Linked DNA regions of Homo sapiens: region 2 is linked to region 1. Evidence: chromatin loops called from intact Hi-C (ENCODE). Cell type or tissue: GM12878. All regions are shown on one strand. Links, peaks and the distances in the headings refer to the core of each region. The heading gives the core; the rest is flanking DNA.

Region 1 (8,340 bases), core at 321-8,320:
AACGTTTCGATGTATGCATCACAGTTAAGCTAATTAACGTCCGTCACCTCACATAGTTAGTGTGTGTGCATGTTGGTGTGTGTGTTAAGAACACACACCTAAGATCTATTCTTTCAGCAAATTTCAAATATACAAAATATTATTTCTAAACTGTAGTTACTATACTATATATTAGGTCTCCAGTACTTATTCATCTTAAAACTGAAAGGGCTGGAGGCCGAGGCCAGCAGATCACAAGGTCAGGAGTTCGAGACCAGACTGGCCAACACAGTGAAACCCTGTCTCTACTAAAAATACAAAAATTAGCGGGGCGTGGTGGCAGGCGCCTGTAATTCCAGCTACTAAGGAGGCTGAGGCAGGAGAATCAATTGAACCTGGGAGGCGGAGGTTGTAGTCAGTCAAGATCACATCACTGCACTCCAGCCTGGGTGACAGAACTAGACTCCATCTCAAAAAAGCAACAACAACAACAAAAAGAAAACTGAAAGGGCTGGATGATAGGGAAAATGGGGAGATTTGGGTCAAAGGGTACAAACTTCCAGCAGCTGCTTTTAAAAAGAGAGGTTTTGTTCTTACTTTGTTTTTGGTTGCTGTTGATTTTGTTTATTTTAGCTTGTTTGTTTTCCCTTTAGGACATAGAAAGCATTTTCTCTTTGCTGTTTCAGACTGTAGCTAAGCTCTTTTCAATCTAAATCCATGTCTTTAAAATTGAGTCTTCTCATTAAAATGACTCTCTTCCATCCATACTAAGCTAGGTTACTTCAGGTTCTCTAGGACACAAAAGAGTGTATCTAAAAGGAATACTTTCTCTAAACTCAGGAATGACCAAACTAGTTACAGGAGTCGACCTGAGAAAATCTATGATGAATATACTTCTAAAGTTCTGATAAAAGGAAGTAATTAAATCAACCTGCCTTACTCATATTATTTGCTCTGCTCTTTTTCTTAAATTCACTCTTATGTCTCTGACAATTTCTATTTCTTTGGACCTCAAACTGTAATGTGTTTTAGAATAAGCTGGTATGCTTTGGAAAACAGATTGTTGGACCCCATTCCCCATAGAGTCAGAAGATTCAAGTGGGACCCAGGAATCTGCATTTTAGAAAACACCCCAAGGCCGGGCGCGGTGGCTCATGCCTGTAATCCCAGCACTTTGGGAGGCCGAGGCAGGTGGATCACGAGGTCAGGAGATCGAGATCATCCTGGCTAACATGGTGAAACTCCTTCTCTACTAAAAATACAAAAATTAGCCAGGCATGGGGGGCGCGCCTGTAGTCCCAGCTACTCAAGAGGCTGAGGCAGAAGAATTGCTTGAACCCGGGAGGCAGAGGTTGCAGTGAGCTGAGATCACTCTGCTGCACTCCAGCCTGGGCAACAGAGCAAGACTCCATCTCAAAAAAAAAAAAAAAAAAGAAAAGAAAAGAAAGAAAAGAAAAGAGAAGAAAACACCCCAGATGATTTCGGAAGCAGGTGGCCCAGAGACCACACTTTGAGAATCACTAATTGCTTTCATAGGCTGGCAAACACTATTTTACTAATAAGACAACACTCTCAGTGATGTATTCTTATAAGCAATAAAAATAATGTAATTTGAGCAATAGCTTAAAGACAAGGCTTTTGCCTTTCACAACTCCTGGGGACTCCATTCACAAAAACACAGTGGAGTTATGCTCCAGAGGTCCCGTTCATGTTGTATTCTCTCCCCTGAGAATGGTGCTGCTAGATTGGTACAAGAGGTGGCTCCGTCAAAGAAAATACAAACATCTCAGTATCATTTAAATGTCTGCATCTTCACTCAACTGCTGCAAACACTGGTTTCTTTTTATGTAGAGAACGGCAACTATGTTTCTCTCATCAGTAAAGTTACAAGCCTTTTTTCCCAGTTCCAGGTGTAGCCCATTCCCCGATACACTCCAGGAAATCTTTTATCTCCACCCCACCCCATTCACACCACGTTACCCAGTACATAAACTCTTCCCAATTTCTCTCCAAAGGCACCTTGAACCCTGCTGCCATCTTTCCCGGATGAGTTGAGCCTCTCCTTTAATGGAGGTGTGAAGAAATTATTTGTATTTTCTTTCTTTTAAGCTATTCACTCGAAAGTTTCTCAGTTACAGACTGTTTCCTCTAACTGGCAACCTCTAGCTTCTTTGATGGGTCAAGCTCTTTAGAATATTTGTAAACCATCAAACAAAACACGACATGTTATGAATAAGGTTACACAGTTTTACCACAATTACAATGTGCCCAACCTAAGGAAACTGTTTCCTGCCTAGGGTTAGGTCAAGAAAGGAACCATATTCACATTTGCTATGAAAAACTCCATTCTGAAGAGCAGCTGTGTAAATTAATCTCTCTTTTGGTCAAACAAAGAGACTTTGTATTTGTACAAACAGATTTTTAGAAGATATGATTGTGTATTTGAAATACATCAGATACTGTACCAAATGTGCTACTTGCATGAACTCATTTAATTCTTATTAAAAACCAGAAAAGAAGTAGCATTAGTCTGCCCAGTCTACAGATGAGGAAACTGAGAAACGGTTACTTTTTGGAAATCACATAGCAAGTAATTGGCGGGGGCCACAATTTGTACGCAGATCTGTATGATTCCAGAATCATAATTAACCACAAAATTATACTTTCTAGAACAAGAATGCAGCCTATATTGTGAGATTTTGTTTTCAGGTATCACAAGGTTTCACCTGCCCCTAAGATATCTTTTCTCAGTCTTGCTTTTAAAAATTGATGTTATTATACAAATTACTTGAGTTGGGACCATATTATTAGATAGCCATCACTAAAGCAGAAATATAGCCTGAGAGCAACCAGGCTTTTTCCCCCTTTACACACAAGCACCACTAGAAAACATTCCTGGAATAGTTTAGGAAATAAATCGGTCTAATCCTGAAATGCAGAGAATCAGAGGCCTCAGGAAAGGGGATTTAGGATTACTGGTCAACTTTGATTAGGAAATGAAAGGAAAGTTCTGAAGATTAAATCATTGATTAAATTTCACCGAACATCTCTGGGCAGCTATAATTAGCAAACATGATTTTAGAAGTAGAATTAGAGGAAGGGACACATAATGTCAAGTCAGGAGATGTGCTGCCCAGGACACATTTAGCTTACTTTACCATTTTACTTCCTTCTTCACAGTCTTCTTTCTAATTGGACATTCAGAAAGGAACATGTCATGCACAGCTTCAAGCTTTCCGATGGGTTGCCAGTGAGCCTCTTTCTCCAGATTTGGCAATTAAATGCTTAGTGAATACTTAAAATGTGTCCCCACCCTCTCGTAGACTAGTCCCCCATCGCACTTTATCCCCTATGCTGCTGCTCCAGTGCTCACAACATTATCTGAAACCATATCCTATTATGTTGTATTAAATTATGTTTTACCATGTTATTTATTTATTTATTTATTATATGTCTCTCTGGAGAGTAGATTCCATGAGAAATAGCTTCATCAACTTTGTTCACCCCTGCATTACTAACTTGTAAAATGGTCCCTGAAATATAGTAGCCACTCAATACACATTTGTTAAATGAATGAATCAGCTATGGTATGGACTGCTGTGAGAGGTATTGAGGGAGTTAATATATAGCATTATTTAGTGCTTACTGTCTCCTAGGCCTGTTCCACACAGTTCACATCGATTAACTGCTTTAATATTCATTACCTTTCTATGAGATAGATATCATTACTAGCCTCATTTTACAGATAAAGAAAGTGAAGTACAGAGAAGTTAGGTAACTTGCTCAGTGTTGCACACCTAGAAAGTGTCAAAGCCACACTGGAACGCAGATCATCTGGCTTCAGGGTTCTGTTAAACTTTATGATAAAATAAGACAAGACACTACCGATTTGAGAAGAAAAGTCTTGCCCACACAAAAAAATAAAGAAGTTCACAGTGAATAACAAATGAAGGTTTAATCAATACGTTTTCTAAGGCTGAGAGGAGAGAAGGTTCCCAGAAGACCAAAGTTGCCGAGGAAGGGCTCATAAAGAATCCGAGATTTCGACTGGTTCTTGAATAATGTTTTGGCTAGTGATGAAGGTATCTTATCACTGAAGCCCCAGTGATTACAGTAAAAAAAAAAAAAAAAAGCAAGTTCCAGTAAAGACATAAGGGATCCATGATTCTATGACACACAGACATCTTTTTGAAGGTTCTGTTGGCCTTGGCTTTAATATATTTACTGATGTTTATAAGAAAGCAGGGAAATGAGAGAACAAAGAGTAAGGGCATGATGATGTCATTCTTCTGAGATGGTTCTGGAGAGGATGGCATTGCTTCTGGGACACCAGTAGCCCAGAAGTCAGGAATTCCCCCTGGAGAAAGCAGGATTATCCAGAAACAATCACTCTGCCTCCCCACTCTGTCTTCCGCAATGAGAATTGAGCTACTGATACCAGAGTGTTTAGAAAGTCAGAGCTTTCTTAATAAAGACTCCTCTGCACTGGATGGGAATTTCCCCAGTGAAGTCTAAGTTTCAATACCTGATTCCCCACTGATTGCTGTGATGATTATCAGGATGTCAAAAGATTGGCATTCCTGTCACTGAGAACTGGGTTGCTCATTTTCTCCTGAGTTGGGGTCTTCAAAGTCATCTTAAGCACTGCAGGGTTTCAACGAGCTGGAAAATGTGTGAGAAAACAACATCCAAGTCGTGGCTCCCATTTTTGACATCTGCATTCAAGACTGGGCCACAGGACTCCAGTGGTGGTTCTTTCAATCCCTTCTATTCATCAGGGCAGCAGGATTCGTGATTCAATGAGCTACGAATTACAATCCTTTCTCTAGAAAATTGGTTTTTGAAAGTGCCTACTGGGTATGACTAAGAGGTTTTGTGCACTGGGGTTTCAGTTGATGTTTGTATTTTTTCTTATTATGACTTGAAGGAAAAAACCAGAATCTAAAATTAGCCCTTGTTTTTTCAACTTGGAACTTCATAAACACATCAGCAGTGGGGTGTGTGTGTGTGTGTGTGTGTTTTGCAATAAGCAATATTACAATTTCTTGACATTTTCATTGCTGTTTCTTGACATATTTAGTGAGGCTTTAAAGGTTTCTTTAGACAGAAAAAAAAAAGAAAAAAAATGGCTATGTTCCAAATCACCATATGTTTCCAATTGCAAATTCAAAAGCAGAAGACAGGCCTTAACTTAAGCTGTACAGCCTTTTGTGGTGGTTATGGTGCTGGGGAGGTAGGTTGTCTTTTTACATTTAGTTATTAGAATTTCAGTGTTACCCAATGACATAAAAGGAAAATAAAGCATTTAGCAAATATTTGTTGAGTGCCATCTATGTGTAAGACACTGGGTCAGGGAGGGTGCAATCTAGTTGGGGATACAAAATATTAAAGAAAGCAAATGTTCAAAACGGGATGATAAATGGATAGCTTTCAGCCATAAGTTCTCCAGGAGATCAAAGAGTTAGGAGCTGACCTGGTAAAAGAACGATTCATAGAAGAGGTAAAATTGAGCTGAGTCTTGAAGAAGGATAATAGGACATTTCAGGTGAAAGGAACTATAGAGTCAAAGTCACAGTGATGGAGCTGTGCATGCACATTCAGATTGGTGACTGCATCTGTGAGGTTGGAACTGATGCAGTTTCATAAGAATGAGGAAGTTTCCATAAGAATGGGGAAGGAATCATGGAGAAAGATGGGAAAATCAAGTAGAAGTCACATTATGATAAACTGGAGTGACAGGCTTGGTGTACCATGATTATTGTTGTTTAGATTGTATTTAGTCCAAACAACAATTACTTGCATTGGGTACTGATTATAAGCCCCATTCTATAGATAAGGAAACTAAAGCTCATAGAGGCTAAGAAGTTGCCCAAAGTCAAATAATGAATTATTTGGTTAACCCAGATTTGAACTAAAGTCTGTTGGATTCCAACTCCTCTTAATCTTTCTAGCTTAAGTGGTTAGGCAGGCTTGAGTGATAACTGCTGTCAGCCAGTAGTTGATATTCCAGCAAGAATAATGATGTTTTTAACCAGGATGAGGAAATTAGGATGAGTAAACTAAAGAGTAGCTGCCTAGAACTAAGGTGACCAGAGGGCATGGTGGAAGTAGCAAGACCCCTAGAGCTGGCATGCTCTTGATGCATCCTCAGAAGGAACCTTATCACTTACAGCTGGAGTTCTTAGCCTCAGAGTTGGACAGTTCTTCCATATGAATGTCCCCGGCAAGCATTTATTAAAGAACAGATGCAGGGTAGGGAGTCAGAATAGTTGAGGGCACTTGGAGCCATAAAGGCCAAACATGTCCCATTTGAGTAACTGTTCTCCTCGGAGCACTTAACGATTTCTAAGACTGAGGTTCTTGAGTTGAATCAAGTTATCAAATGCTCCAAGGCACTGTAAGTCACTGAGGTGATAGGGAGCTAGGGCCTTAGAGGCCACTGTGTTTGCAGGTAACATGTATCTAATTGTAAACAGGATTGTTTCATGTTACAGAAAAACAAGGAGCTGAAGTGGCTTCATCCATAGCTAGATCCAGGTACTCAAAAAACAAATGTCATTTGTCTTTCTCCATCTCTTGGCTCTATTGTCCTCAACATTGCTTTATTCTCAGGCCAGTTCTTCAAATGGCAGCAAATATAATTAAGAGCACCTCCAGGCTTAACATCTTTCAGTCCACCTACCCCAAAGACAGGAGGGTGGTGTGATTTATGGAGTACTTCTTCCTCTAAAGAGGCAGAAAGATTCCCAACATTAGGTTCAGGACCCAACTTAAGAGTTAGGAGATGAGCCCAGCTACATCCAAACTCCATGGTAAGAGAGTGAGAAATGGATGGTTCTCCAGGGGAAATTAGGTCACTGCTACTAAAGAACAATGGTTACTGGGCAGCTGTCATAACAATGTCGTGATAATTCAACAGTGTTGAAGGCACTGTTGGTATGAAGAGTAGAGAAAGAGCAAGAAGAATAGGAAAAAGAGAGTCAGCTACATGTATAACAGAGCAGGAATGGCTTCTGGATTTCCTATTTTCTATGGTAGGCCTGAGCCTAAGAATATCTTCTCTGGTTCTGTCTCTCACAACTTCCCTGCTATTCCCCTTGTTCCAGCCTTGCGAAACACACTGGGCTCCATCACACATCCAGGCCTTTGCACCAGCTGCTCCTCTTTCTGGAATTCAGACCCACACCATCCACTCCGATATCCACCTGGTAAGTTTGTACTTTCACATCTGGAAACGTTATCTCCCAGCAGAGCATCAGACATTCTTTTCTGTCTGCTCCCATAGCAATTTAACTTTCTTCTTTTTTTTCTTTCCTCTTCCTCCTCTTCCTCTTTCTTCTTCTTTGAGTGACGATTACTTTTTGTAGGTTTGCTTGGGGAACATTAGGCCACCTTGATAGGTTCTAATAGTATATTGAATAAATTGTTTTATGATGCCATCTGTGAGGGGACAAGAAAAATGCAGCTCCTTCCTTGCAGCTGATGTGTCATAGACCCTACACATAGACATGCATACATGTGAGAATTAATATGGACCCTTCATAAAGTCCTATAGCAAGTTCTGTGACCTGATTTTCTGCTCAGTTTTCTCAGAGGCCCAACTCTGTATTCCTCATGGAGCATAAATGTCTTTTAGAGAGATATCAAAATTTAAAATTTTCTAGAACTTTTTAACAAGATTAATTTAGATTCTTTTCTTACTGCTATGGCTCAGTGCTAAGTAACCCTTTGAGTTCCCTTCTAGCCGCATTTGAAGTGACTCGATCTTCCTCACAAAAGCTGCCTAATCAGATATCATAATTTCAAAGACCATTAGGGAAGGCTTTAAAAGATGGCAGAATATTCCAGGTTCCAGGCTTGTCAGCATGAAAGTCAATAGCCACTGTTAGGTAAGCCAGCTTATTCCACACAAAAGACCACAGGCAAGCCTTCTTGGGATTAATAATTTTGCCATTACTTTTTACAATGTGGCATATTTAAAACAGGAATAGTCAGACACTTTATAACGCTACTTTATACGGCCACTGACACCCTCCCAAGCCTTACCTCTTCACTGGCCAGAACTCTCACCTTTTGTAACTTGCAAGAATTGTGACAGTGAGCTTGCCAAGCTCCCAGAATGCAGCAAGTCCTGCCCAACCAGCCTGTCGGAGAGTGAGGTGATTTATAAGCCAGAGTATGAGGGAACCAAAAATCAAAACAGAAGGGAAAGCCTCTGAGGAGGACAGCTAAAAATAGCTTTCCTTCACCATTCTGTGATACTCGGGGGCAGCCTTAGCAAATAGCCTGCTGCCTTGCTCCTGCAGAAGCCCACTCCATAGTCACAACAGGCACTGACAATCCATCAGGGCATTCCTTCTC
Region 2 (8,340 bases), core at 137-8,136, 130 kb after region 1:
TATACAAACACCACCTGCCACAGGGCTGGGCCAGTGATCAGAGCCAGGGCAGGTTTAACCTACATATAGCCATGTGACAGGCTCAGGACCTTAGTTGTGCCAAGAGAATCTTTCACTATGATTTGTATGGATTGAAACAGGAAGAGAAAATTTCACTGCTTATTTCTCCATAATCACTGAGCTGGGAAGATTTTTATTAAGCCAAGGGTCTGGAACAATGGAATAAGCCACATAAGCTACATTGGCCATGTTGCATAGAGAATATCTATCTGCCACAGAAGAAAAGGGCACCATCAGGCAAGGTGGAGCAGAGACAGGAGAGATGCAGAGAGAAACCTGGCACCCAGCTGAAAGTGAGGCCAGCCGCACCCCATTCTTTCTACTTGCAGGAACCAAATAATCTCCTATTTCCTTCAGTCAGTTTTACTTGGATTTTTGTTATTTACAATAAAAAAACCCCAACTGATGCCAGTTTTTTGACAATCCTCATTGTTTTCACCTTTTATATCCAGAATGTTTCAGAACAATTTTATATTTTCTTCACGCTAGCTTTAAACCCTCAATCACTTTTAACCAATTGAGAACCCACCCTTGCCCAATTTATAATGGAGGAACAGAAATGCATTCTTCTGCAGAATTAACAACCCAAAGACATACTCTTTCTCATGATTGAATTGGACCTTCCTGGAAAACATCACCTCTAATTCAGGTCTGTACATTCTGATACACAGCACATGTTGAATACCAAGCACCATTATAATAATTGATAAACAGAAAAACTCTGCCTAAGTGGAGCCTTCTGAATCCATTAGACTTCTGGAACAGCTCCAGGTTCAAAAAATGGCTGAAATATTTGAATGAAACAAAGCAAAAATCTCTCAGTGGTAGAGAAGCAATTTCTGAAAACAGCCCACATCAAATGAAAGAGTCAGAAATGCTGAGGATCTAAGTCATCCCATGGCTATGAAATGGAATAAAAACTCTCATTGGATGGCAATACCTATACATCTCATTATCCAAGAAACATGAGTAAAATAACAGGAAATGTGAGCGGCTAATTAGGAAATTAGGAAAAAAAGAGAGAGAGAGAATGACAAATATGAGTAAATGTGGAGGCAGTGGTAAAGATGGAGTTTAGATGTGATACCAGCTTGGTGAGCAGCAGACACCCCCACACTGTGGAAGAGGCTTGCCAGGGGAAAAGAGCTAAGAAATGAGGCCAAGGCAATGGGAGCCCAAGGAGAGTGCCAGCAGGACACAGCAGATGTGTGCCCACATGTGGTGGGAAAATAGGAGAAGCCAACAGTCACCTGCCCTATACCGCACACTCCTTGAAACATTCCTGGGCCTCATCAAAGGCACAACACCTGGTACACAGCTTAGCAGTCTGTGGGGGTGTTCCCTGTTCACTGCATCAAGGCAAAACTAAATGACAAAACTGAGCCATAACAGTAACTTTGCTGGCACCGTATTGGAGAAAAACAAAAAAGCTTGGCATCTCAGTGAAGCCACTCCTTGACTTTAACTGCATTTTTTAAATGGAAGCCAAAGTGTACAAATCTAAAATGTATTTGAAAATCTTAAAAGAGAAAACATATTATATGTACCCAGTTGCTCTATCTAGAACTGGAATGCTGTATTTTTGCTTGTTTGTTGCCCTTGGGGAGGGGCAGGGCAGAGGGGAGTATGAGCAGTCACTGTTTTGAGAAAGAAAGACCTCCCAAAGGCCTGTTGAGAAAGTGAGGGGAGGGCATTTCCTTCTGTGGGGGCAATAAGCTAGGGGCTAGGGGCTCCAGGAGTAGCAATACATGGTGGAAAAGAGTAAGCTTTTCCTTTCTGTCTTTTCTTTGTATTTCCCAAGTCATTGGCCACTTTAGTTAACTATTCCAGCCCAGGCAATGCTTTCTGGGAATTAAGAGAGGGGCCTGTTTCTGCGATGAGAGAAATCAGTGCAAGGAAATCAGCAGAAGCCATGAGAAGTTGGTTACAAAACAGCAAGAGGTGCCCAGGCACAGATAAGTCATCTGGGACAAAATAACAAGCTGAAGGGAGAAGCCAAAACCAGGATAGATTTGTGGGGCACGTGAGTGTTCCTTGGGGATTCTCAGGAATATGTGGGGATAGGTTATGAGAAGATACTACATTTTCTGTACATGTGGAAAGGATGCCCATATTGTTATTATTATTATTATTATTATTATCATTAGTATTATTATTCAGAGTAAGTGTGGCCTTAAAGGTTGGAGAACTTGAGGATATAAAGTTTACATTGAGAAGCCAGGGAACACTGACAAATCCAAGTCCATCCAGACAATATTGCTTATCTACTCTCTGTGACACTGATGCTCAGAAGAGGAAGCTACAACAATTTATCTGAGCATGCAGACATATAGTAAAGATGCATCTTCCATAAACTGAAAAATGTACACTACTTTTTTTATGTGTTCAGCCATATAACATCATAATTATCCCATTTCTGGTTCAATGCTCAATGGAAAATTATAATGTTTTATGAATAATTGAAGCTGACTGAATCATGTACATTTTTATCAGGGCTAATTCTGATGTTTCATACCAAGGTTTGGCATCAAAAGGCTAAATATAGTTGGAAAAAGAATTATTAATTCACATCTCATAAGAAAAACTGCAAGTAGAAGATGAGTATTTTGAAGATGTTTTCACTGTCGGTGGTGGAGAAATCAGAGGAAGAGTAAGTTGTACTCACATGAGAATACATCTCATACACCATTAAAGTACAGAAACATTTTCTATCATATAAATGCTCCTATTATATTAAAATAAGTTATTGCGTAACTATTGCACCTATAAAAGGGACACCCGAAGTATCTGAAGTCAATTCTAAAGTCAGTTATATAAGTAACAGGCAAATCTGGAAATATGGAATCCAGAATAAATGAGGCTACTTTGGAAAATGGGGGTGAAATTTTATCCCAACTATTATGGAACCCACTAATCTCAGCTGGGCTTGTGGGTTCCTGGAATGATGATTACATTTCCTAGTCGTCTTTGCAGATATGTGCAACCTTACAACCAAGTTCTGGCCAAAGAAGTAGTGTGTACAACTTTGGAACAGTGTTTAAAAAGGGAAAAGGCATGATTTTCTCCTTTCTTTTCTTCTTTCTCTTAACTGATATGGATAATAACCGGAGCTTCAACAAGCATCTTGGACCATATACAACACCCCCAAGGGATGGCAGAGAAGAAAACTGGAGGAAACTTGTTCATATCCCTCTTGGATGCTGATCTCCAGTTTTTACATGAGACAACAAAAAGTTCTGATTTAAGCTGCCATATTTGGGTTTTCTTCCACAAGACACTGAACCCAATTCTAATAAATACAAGGGGAAAAGTAAAACTGTCTCATGTTCCTGACCTGAGCTTTGGAGGATGTCAATTTCTAAGAAAGTGTTTCTTGGATGATACATTCAAAAATTAATAATCAACTCATGGAAATAAGCCAAGTACTAGAAAGTTGGAGATTCAAATAAATCATTTCTTTATCTCTGGGACACACAGGGGCTGGGACAGATTCTGTAAGATGCTGCAGAAAGTCACATCTTGTGGGCCAAACTGTTTAGATTCTTCCTACTGTGATTTCTTCCAACTCTCCATATTTATTTCCCTGCTTTTCTCCTTGAGCAGTTAGCAAAATTTTGTTTTGTTTTGCCAGGGACAAAATTAAAAGAAGGACAAGAGCCTCCTGACACTGGCATACCTGTGTGAGGGTGACAGTAGAAATAAGCAAGAAACCCCTAAATGAGTAATTCCCACCCCTGCTACACGAACAACACCTTCTTAGAACGAATATTTTGTGATCATCCCTTTGCTATACTAAAATAAAATTCAAAAATAATATAACCTATCTGCACATAAGAAGAAATCAATATAAGTATTAAACTATATTATAAAAGAAAAAATAAAAGGAAAATAGTTGATGATAATGGTCTTTCATAAGTAAATGCTCAAGTATGATCATGCTAGAAGACAAAAGTGCCCCCACATTTTCAAAATGCTCCCCAGGGAATGTATAGTATGCAATGCCCTATACGATATGGCATTTTCCTACCTTGGAAAGTGATAAAACTTCAGGGTCAGAATGATGTCTCTTCCTTCTCTACAAGAGCCTCTCCTTCCAAGGACGACCTTAAAGTTCTTGGTTTTATTTTCTTAAGAAACATAACATTTTCTTACAGCAGTGTTACTTCAAATGTGTTCTGTAGCAAGTGAATTTCCTGTGAACAGGTGTTATGTTAAAGAAAAATTGTACTCTAATTGTTTAAGAAATATTAGTTCCAAATTAAATATTTTGTCTTGCTTTATGACATTTCAGAGTCTTGAAGTTGTCACCGTGCATTGACAATCTAACTCCCAAAAGTATTTTATCACAGAATCCTTTTCCACTGGGTCCATGGAAGAAACCTAGAAAACACTACCTTACATCCTGCCAAGGAGTGCATCAACACAGACAAGAGAGGCTTTTTGGAGGATCACAAATCTACTTCTGAAAGACAGTCTTTAGTTGACTAATTGATTTTGCATGAAAGTGGCCATGTAAAGCTGACCTGGAAGTCATGAATTTCACCACATCTCACTTAACTGTCATGACAGAAAGGCAAATGGGTAGAAACAATCTGACATCAGAGGTGTTTCCAGAAAAGCACAATTTTAATGTTGCTAGTGGTACTGACACATATTTGAGCTCATATTTTACATCACATGGATCTATAGCTATTTTAACAAGACGTTACAGATTTTATCTGTTCATAATATTGACAATGAGGCATTAGAAAAGGATATATGTTGATCAATATCTTTAAAGCGCATATTTTTCTAGTAGCTTCAATAATATTTACCATGTCTGAAATTTCTATTTAGTATAGTGACATTTTTACAATCACTGTTTTATGTCATCCACACAACCCTTCAATGAGCTATCATTAGTCCCATCTTTCAGATAAAGAACCTGTATCTCAGTGTGGGTAAGTGCCAACGTCATAGAATTTTTTAGTTGCAGAACTTGGACATAGCCTACGTCTATCCTGCCCTGCAGCCCATGTTTATTCCACTGCCTCCCTTAATCAAGGGAAAATTTTTAGAATGTTTTCCATTAAAAAAAATCAGTTACAGCAATTACAAGTTAACCATCAGTTATCAGGAAAACAGCCATCCACAGATACCCAGAATCACTCATTCCTTGAGGGTACGATAGCCCATGGTTTCATGTACATATTTGAATTGACAAACCTCCTCTGAACTGCTGAAAAGTTTACGAGGTCTAAAATACCATCATGTTTTTCTTCCTCCCTCATCGTCACCTGGTTTAAACTTCAAGGTGTGTTCTTTGAAAAACACTTGTTTCCAGTGACTCATTTTGAAATCACTGATTTCATCTTCCTTGTTCTTTGCAAAGCCAGGAAAAGAGATCAAGACCACATTGTTTTCACCTTCAAAAACACTTGCCCTGTAACCGGAAGAGTCCAGAACTGTTTTTGTTAATTCGTTGAATAATGTGTTCTTGTTTCATCTTTTCACAAGAGCAGAAATCCACTCTCAGAATAGGGCTCCCTGCTTGCCATCTGCTTATCCACCAGCAATTTTCAACCAACCTGTTTGGAAAGGATTCACTTATGCAGTCAACACATTTATTGAGCATCTACTTTGTACCAGACACTGTTCTACATTCTGAGAATACAGAAATGAGATAGATGCAACATTTTGTCCTTAGAGTTTTTACTTTAATGAGAGAGATATAATGAAAAACATACAAATAAAAATGATTATTCTAGATAGTGAAAACACTCATGAAGAAAAATTTAAAAGGGTGGCATAGCATAGAGTGAGTCAGGTGAAAGATTTCTTTAGATTGGGTGGTCAGGGACAGCTTTCTGAGGAGGAAACATTTGAGCTGAGATTAGAATGTTAATGAGACAGCAATGACAGGATTTGGAGGAAGAGTCCCAGAAGAGCCTTAAGATGAGAACAAAATTGGTGGGGATGAGGAATGGAAAGGAGGCAGATGCAGCTGGAAAGGGATAAGGGAAGAGAAAACAGTTGATGAGGTCAGAGATGCTATTAGGGCCCAGCACCTGTGGTAGAGAATTTTAATTTTATCCCAACTGCAGTGAAAAGACATTAAAGAATTTTGAGGCTGCTGTTTAGAGAGCTGATTACATATTGGCAAAAATGGAGCAGAAAGACCAGTTAGGGGCAACTGCAGTAGTTCAGGTGAGAAATTACAATGCCTGGACTAGGTAGTCCACGAAGATGGGAGGAAGTAAATGTCTTTCATGATAGAACAGCCAGCATGTGCTCATAAATTGCACGAAAAAAAATGGGACTGGATTGTTATGCTAGTGACATTTTCTGAATTCAGGAAGACTAGGAGAGAATAGATTTGGGAGAGGGATGGGAAATCAAGTGAAGTATTGGAAATGTTGACTTGGAGATTCCTATTCATCATCTAAACAGAGATGTCAAGAAGCTGACTGTACAAGAGGTCAAAGAAGGGGTTCATAGCTGAAGATATGTAGAGTATCTCATAAGACCCCTGAGGGCACACCCCTTGCAAAGCCCAACCCCAGATTTCAAACACAGTCTTTCCCAGTTTCGCATTGGGAAACTGGAATGGGAAGCTGGGCAAGATTGCGTAATGGGAAACCGGGAAAGACTGTGTTTGAAATCTGGAGTTTAACTGATCCTATCTTAGTATTAATTCTCCATTAAAGTACTTAGTCTCCATCTGATTTCCCTCTAAATGGGGTCTTTATAAGCTCTCTTCCTTTGTTACCAGGGTCTTCTTAAATGCAAACAGAATAGGCACCTACACCAAACAGAATGAAGTTGCAAGTATTCTTAAGTGAGAAGATAACTTGCATTCTAAGACAAGCTAGATGACATCCACAGAGTTCTTAAGAAGGATTGTTTCCAACAACAGTCTGACCTACTGACTCTTTCACCAGTCTTCACCTCTTCTTCATCCACCACTTGCACTCTTTATTTTCCCTTTTGAGGAACCTATCTGTCTTTATTTCAACCAACAGCCACCTAGTCAACCCTTGGATGTTAAAAGTTTACTCATCTCGAGATATATTTGCTTTTTACCTGGGAGACTGAAGAGGCAACAGATCTTGAAGATCAAATAAATGACTCTCAGATAGTAGGATTTCAAGTAGGACCTCTCTAATCTCAACGCATGGGCTGGTTCCTTTCCTGTGGCCTGCTCTGTCCATTTTTTTTTTCATATTTTCCATCTTAAAAATTCCCCTCCCCAGGAAACTGTGACACATGCTACAACATGGATGAACCAGGAGGATATCATATTAAGTGAAATAAACAAATCACAAAATGACAAATGCTGTATGATTCCACTTAGATGAGGTACCTAGAGTAGTCAAACTCCTAGAAACAGAAAGTAGAATGACGGTTGTCAGGGGCTGGGAGGAGAAAGAAACGAGGAATTGTTATTCACAGGTAACAGAGGTTCAGTTTTGCAACATGAGAAAGTTCTGGAGATTGGTTGCACAAGAACATGAATATACTTAACACTTCTGAACTGCACACTGAAAAGCGGTTAGAATGGCGAATTTTATGTGAAATCACAATTTGGAGGTGTTTTTTAATTATTAAAGCTAAAAGAGCAAGTCAGAGAGATGTGAAGCATAAAAGGGATTCAACACGCTGTGGCTTTGAAGATGGAGGAGTCTGCAGAATGAAGAATTCATGTGGCCTCTGTAGGGTGGGCTCAACCAGCAAACAGGAACCTCAGTCCTGTAAACATGAGAAACTATGAGGAACTGAATTATGACAACCTGAAAGAACCTGGAAATGTAGTCTTCCCCAGATCCTGCATATAAGAGCCAGTCTAACACCCTGATTTCAGCCTTGAGAGACCCCCAGCAGAGAACACAGTTGAGTAATATACAGATCTGTGAGAAAATAAATGGACATTTTACACCACTAAAAAAAAGATCCCTTGTTTTAACCTCAAGCTCCTCTCTTCCATGAGCTACCATCTCATTTCTCCTTTACAGACATACTATTTGACATTCAGTATCTACTTCATCTCTTTCATTGCTTATACTTTCCCCCAAAATGTCAGTGACTTTCTTTAGTTCCCAGTTCCAATGGGCATTCTAAACGTTTTCTATTACTTGACCTTTGTGGTACTTGATGCTCCTGACTACTTAGTCCTTTATGAAATATTTTCTCCCTTGGATTCTGTAACCCACTCTTCTGGTTTCTCTAACCTCTTTTGCTGTTTCTTCCCGAGCTCCTTTGTAGATTCTACTGTCTCTAGTTAACTCTCAAATTTGTTGTCCT

Evidence for each region. Peaks named below come from ENCODE experiments on the same cell type or tissue, not always from the same donor. Only the 100,000 strongest peaks of a DNase experiment are listed, where the experiment ranks them.
Region 2: it touches region 1 in a loop (2.4-fold over the local background); 5 of 110 quality-filtered maps call a loop at or near these places.

The regions. Positions count from the first base shown.
Region 1 is chr11:95,551,958-95,560,297 of GRCh38, forward strand. No RefSeq gene overlaps it. Among named protein-coding and RNA genes, the nearest start is that of FAM76B, 230 kb to the right of the region's middle. In GM12878, for the core only: no CTCF peak of the experiment used is centred there; DNase peaks (open chromatin) are centred at 4,474 and 4,844; H3K4me3 peaks cover 563 bases; H3K27ac peaks cover 1,763 bases.
Region 2 is chr11:95,683,650-95,691,989 of GRCh38, forward strand. No RefSeq gene overlaps it. Among named protein-coding and RNA genes, the nearest start is that of FAM76B, 100 kb to the right of the region's middle. In GM12878, for the core only: no CTCF peak of the experiment used is centred there; no DNase peak of the experiment used is centred there.